2 separate regions of the Homo sapiens genome follow, and region 1 is linked to region 2. Evidence: chromatin contacts called from ENCODE Hi-C or POLR2A ChIA-PET data. All regions are on one chromosome and are shown on one strand. Each heading gives the region's core, a stretch centred on a gene start or an enhancer-like site at or near the end of the contact. The rest is flanking DNA. Distances are from core to core; before and after follow the strand shown. Region 1 has its middle 120 kb from the start of ASF1A. Region 2 overlaps CEP85L (centrosomal protein 85L).

Region 1 (2,723 bases), core at 3-2,502, 270 kb before region 2:
GTTTTCTTAATAGCATTCATTAATGAGATGTTAGGTTAAAGCTGTTTCATATCTTGACAGATTGTAATTTTTCATTTATTTTTCCCTTTGTGAATTATCTCTACTCACCCTTTGCACATTTTTCTCTGGTTTGCAAGTATCTGTTATATTGAGGTTAATAAATCTGTCTGGTATATATGATACAGTATTATTTCCTAATGCATAGTTTGTGTCTTAATTTTTTCTTTTTCTTTTCTTTTATCTATTATTTTTTGAAAAAAATCCATTAAATCCATCTCTTGTCTCTTTTAGAGATTCTGGTTTAGATGTTACTCCTTACCAGTTTCTCTCTACCCTTAGTTTATAGAGATATTCATCTGAGTTTTCTTCTGGTACTTTTATAAATCCTCACTTTCACATTTTCTGTTAGTAAACAGTGTAAAAAATAGACATTCTCTCATCAGTGCACTTCTTAATCTCATCTAGTTCTCAAACCACACTGAGTTACCTGTTACTGAGAAAAGTAATAAATAAAACATTGGTTTTACATTTCAAAATGGTCATTTTGATGGAATTGCATCTAGTTGGCTGCTTTAATAGTCTTACTCCGTCAGAAATGCCCCTAAATACCTGCCATGGGAGGCTGAGTTGGGAGGGGGTTTCTTTCAGCCTCTAGCATGCTAACCTCAGGCAACCCACTGAGGTGTGAGCTAAGGGCACACCTGTGTGCAAAATGAAGTTCCAAAAGTCAGCACCTCTTCTAGGCATTCTTCCTGCTCACCCCTACCTTACCCCACAGTTTCCTTTCCTCCCACACAATTGCTGGCTACAGGTTTCCTGGCTCTGTACCAAGATGTCTCTAGGGGTTATCCACTCTGCTTTTCCCTCCTGGCTTAAAAAAAAAATAACTTTACTGAGGTATAATTTACATACCATACCATAAAATTCACGCCTTTAAAATCCATACTGCAGTGATGTTTTACAAAATTTACTCAGTTGTGCAACAGGTACAGTCTGGTTTTAGAACATTTTTGTCACCGCAATAAAGTCCTTCATGCCCATTTACAGTTAATCCCCATGCCCTCCCCAGCCCCAGGCAATCACTGATCTACCTTCTATAGAGTTACCTTTTCTGGGCATATCAGATAAATGGAATCATATACTCCTCTAGTTTTGACACTGCCTCTTATCTCCAGTGAGAAATTCCAGATTCGGCGTCAGCTCTGTGGAAACTGACCTGCCAACCAAATGCAGGTTCACATAGCTAATAGATGAGAGCTCTGACTCAAGTCCAGTTCTTGTGGTTCCAAATTCTTTTCAGTCCTTCCCACATTCCTGATCTGGCTACATTTTCAATGTTGTATGGAAAAGTTGGTGATGGCCCTTTAAAATAAGTCGCAAAGATTACTGGCCTTTTGATACACATGGGCACTGATTTCATGACTCTTTTCAGCCACCAGAGGGTGCCCCAAAGATCTATCTTTGAATTGGCTTTTGCTTGTTACTGTTAGACATCTAAGAAAGAGAATGTGAGTTGTCACCTGATTCTGGGTGAGTTTTTTTCCAAAATACTTTTCCTCTCTGAGTAATTGCAAATAGCAATGGAGAATAAAAACTAGAAACTGTTTTTTTGTGCACATTGAAAGGTTTTTTTTAGGCTTTTAAGAGAGAGATTTTTTTAAAATATAATAAAAAGGGAAAATACAGACGATTTAAGAAACTGGTGAAGAGTTCTTAAATTATGGCAATCCAGCATGACAGATATCAATTAACCAAAATATTAAGGTGTTTTTGCTAATCTTTTGCATATTTACATAACTAAGTCAATCCTTTGAGGGAGAAGGGAAATGGAAACATATTTTTAAATTAAGTTACCCAAATCCAGTATCTGCATAGCTAGAATTAACTGGATAAAAATTCAGTATGACAACTGAATTTATCTTTTGAAAAATAATTTTAAGGCCCGGCATGGTGGCTCATGCCTGTAATCCTAGCACTTTGGGAGGCCAAGGCAAGTGGATCACCTGAGGTCAGGAGTTCAAGACCAGCCTGGCCAACATGGTAAAACACCATCTCTACTAAAAATACAAAAAAAAAAAAAAAAAAAAAAAAAAAAAAATTAGCCGAGCATGGTGGCATATGCCTGTAATCCCAGCTACTTGGGAGGCTGAGGCAGGAGAATTGCTTGAACCTGGGAGATGGAGGTTGCAGTGAGCCAAGATTGTGCCACTGCACTCCAGCCTGGGCGACAGAGCAAGACTCTGTCTCAAAAACAAAACAAAACAAAACAAAACAAAACAAAAAAACCAACAACAACAAAAGAAAAATAATTTTGTTGTGATGTTTTTGCAGCTATCTGTACTAAAAGTGGCTGAATTCATTTGTCAATTTTGACTTTAAGAAGCGCTTAGCATTGCAGTCTCCAGGATCCAGAGGGCAGATGTATCTCTTGACCTCCTCCAACTGAGCATCTCCTTCATTTTCTTTATTCTGGATGGATGGATGGGTGGTTGAATGGACAGAGGCTGCTCAGCAGGCAGGATGACAGCTCCAGGGAGCATATTCAGAAGAACTTGATGATGAACTCTACTAAGGACCACACCTGCCACTTGTCCGTCACTGGGTAGTGACATATGTCTGGTAGTGCTATATTCCCTTCAAGGACTGTATGATCCCCAGAAATGGCTGCAGCTGTAGAAGCAGTATTAGACCCAAGTCACAAGGCATGGGTTTCAGGGCTGGAT
Region 2 (3,039 bases), core at 123-2,622:
AACAGAGTGTGTTATTAAACTTGGATTTTTGCCCTTCTAGTAGGTCTATATAAAAGAAAGGGGAGATTTATCTCCTTATGGTCATATGGTTTTAATATGTATTTCTCTTAAGAGTGATGTTATATTTCTTTTTATAAATTTAAGGGCCCATTCACATTTCTTTTCATATCCTTTGATCATTTTTTATGTTAGGTTGTAGGTTTTTGCTTATTGTTTTTTGGAGCCCTGTATATATAAAGGAAATTAGCTTTTTGTCTATAATTTAATTTGAAAATAAATTTTCCAATTTTGTCTCAATATTTTGTTTATATTATTATTTCCTTTTCCTCTATGTAATTTTTTCTACAATGAGGTCTGATTCTAATGAGTATTTTATAAATGAATCTCACCTTTACAAATGAGCCTATTTAACCAAACAGTGACATAACATCCACTGTGTTAAATTCTGATGTCACAAAAGTGAAAAATAGTTCCTGCTTTCATGGATCTCAAAACTTACAGAGGGAGAGACCATATAGGAAAACAAGTTTGTCTATTCCTTCTAAATTTATTTGTATTCACTGTAGGTAAGACAGTGTCTACGCCATATGAATAGAAATGTAAATGAGGTTAATTTTGCCCATAAGGAGAGTATAGTCTAATTGGAACACAGATATAGAGTCTATGAGGCCCGTTAACAAAATTTATATGACTGGAATGGCTACTTTCCTTAATTATTACTCAGTTTTAAAAAGAGCTTCCTTTAAAACTTGTTTGCATGTTTATTTTTATATAAACTTTATATTGGTTTATTTCCCAAAGAAAAAGACTGTTGGCGTACTTATTGGGATCTAAAGTGAGGCCTGATAACTTTGTGGTGGTATATACTTCTATTTGTGGATGTTGTTATTGTTGTTCTCTTCATTACGGCCTTTATTCCTAGATTTTAAGTTAAGTGGAATTGTTTCCTTCATCATATCTTCAAATGTGATATTTATAAATACTAGAGACATTGGTATATTAAAATCAGGAAATATTGATGAGAAAATAACTATCAGATTTTCTTGAGGCCAGAGGCATTTAACATAGAGACTCCAACTTGCCTTTTATACTTTAGTTATGAATACATCATGTTATAATTTGGTCTCATCTTGGACTTCTGTCACATGATAGCAAGGCTTTATAATGAGTACTGAGAATAATGTACAGTTATTTGAAAATGGTATTTCTATACTATGGAAGTAGTGTATCTTGCTTTGGTAACAGCATTTTAGTAGAATTGTTCAATTTCTCTTTAACATTCTGTCATTCGGAATAAAGGCTTTAATTATATAATTATCATATTATCGAAAGCATGTAAAAAATAGGTATCTGAAGGATGAAGCAAATGTTCTTTTGACACAGCATCAGGCCAGTAGAGGGCTCTCCAAGCCAGCGTGCAAGGACAAATAAAAATATTAGTATTTGGAAGGATATGTAAAAGGGGTTGTTAAAAATATTAGTAGGATTTTGAAGTATGTGAGGAATTGAAATATTATTGAGAAATCTGATTTTAAAAGATGAGAGCAATTTGTAAAAGAGAATACAAGGAAAATCTTAATACTAAATGGGTATGATAAATATATAAGATAAACTTCTATCAATGGATAGATACAGAGAGCCAATAAAATGGTGAGGGTTAGAAGAAACAGCAGATAGAGTAATAAAATATTTCTTTAGCGAAGGATTTTTTTAACTTTGGATCTTTGAATGATGTAATTTTTTATGCATAGCATTTTGTATAGGTACATTTTTCTGATCCATAACATATTCATCCTAATTCTATAGACACTAGACAAAGAAAATTATGCTTTTAATAATAATTATTGAAATTAATGTGTATTCTAGAGTAAATAAGTCAGTAAAATAAAAGTAACATTTTTAAATGAATTTATAGATGGAAAACATACTCTTAATAAGTAACTTCTATTTTCTTATTAAAAATTTGACTAACCTTACAATTAAGATGACCTTAGAAGTAGATATCACTCAGTCTCATAGGTAGAGAATGAGAACCATGTCTTTATTCTAAAATCCAAACTTTCTGGATAGTTCTAATGGTAGATTGGTAGAGCCAAGGAATAGTTTGTATTTCCATTTATACCTAAATTTCCATCTGTGGTTAACAGGACTTTGTGGAATAAACCAAATATGAAGGACCCTTTTTCTTTACTTAAATTGGAGAAGAAAGAGGTCTCTTCTTTCTGTATATATGTGTACCTTGGAAAGATCAACCAAATAATAGTTACTATTATTAAGTTTCATTGTTGCATCATTTCTTTTCTTTCCATTTTATTCTTTTTCTTTCCATTTATATCATTTTTTTCTATTTTTTCTTCAATTGGTTTGTTTCCACCACCAAGTCTGTACTAATGAACATTTAATAAAATGAATCCCACCTTTGCAAATGAGCCTCCTCAACAAAACATTAAACATCTAATGTGTTAAATTCTGGGAACACAAAAGCAAAGAATGGTTTCTGCCTTTATGGAACTTAAACCCTACAGAGAGAGTATACCAAAAAATATATTTATCCATTTCCTTAAAAATTGTTTATCTTAACTATGGATAAGGTTCCATTTATGCTGTAGCAATAGAAATGTGAATGAAGCTGGTTTTGCCCTCAAGGAATGTGTAGTCTAATGGAGAACACAGACAAGAGATAGTTGCAGTGTGTTGATTCGCACAGGGTTTATGTATGAAGTGCTGTGGGAACCCCAGCTATGAACATAGAAGCTAATCTTCCAAAAGCCTGGCCAGGCTTCCTGTAGGAAGTGATAATCTAGTTTGAGAACCTGATGAACTAAATGAATTGAGCCAGGTGAAGGGGGTGAAGGAATAGTGTTTTGAGGCATAGTGTATGGCATATGGAGAAGCTTAAAGGAATGATGAGAAATATAATGCATTTGGAAAACTACAAATTATTCTGTGTGGATGAAATGTAATGTGAGAGAAAGGTAGTGGTAGATATGTGGTTGAAGAGGTAAGCAAGGGCCGAGTGATATCAATGACCTGAGGTGT

Evidence for each region. Hi-C counts contacts between places; a loop is a spot of excess contacts on that map. ChIA-PET counts read pairs that join two places held with the same protein, here RNA polymerase II (POLR2A). Pooled maps may share reads with other maps.
Region 1: a pooled map shows a loop between it and region 2 (3-fold over the local background). The contact joins two enhancer-like sites. A Hi-C loop is called at or near these places in 6 of 50 pooled maps. POLR2A ChIA-PET finds 5 or more read pairs at or near these places in 2 of 52 experiments (H1 and activated CD8-positive, alpha-beta memory T cell).

What each region holds. Positions count from the first base shown.
Region 1 is chr6:118,775,445-118,778,167 of GRCh38, reverse strand. No RefSeq gene overlaps it. Among named protein-coding and RNA genes, the nearest start is that of ASF1A, 120 kb to the left of the region's middle. Within about 2 kb of position 1,252, at least 2 of the 41 ENCODE cell types and tissues checked have a DNase peak (open chromatin) inside an H3K27ac peak, as active enhancers do.
Region 2 is chr6:118,507,551-118,510,589 of GRCh38, reverse strand. The region is part of intron 5 of CEP85L (centrosomal protein 85L); the gene reads left to right. Among named protein-coding and RNA genes, the nearest start is that of PLN, 39 kb to the left of the region's middle. Within about 2 kb of position 1,372, at least 2 of the 41 ENCODE cell types and tissues checked have a DNase peak (open chromatin) inside an H3K27ac peak, as active enhancers do.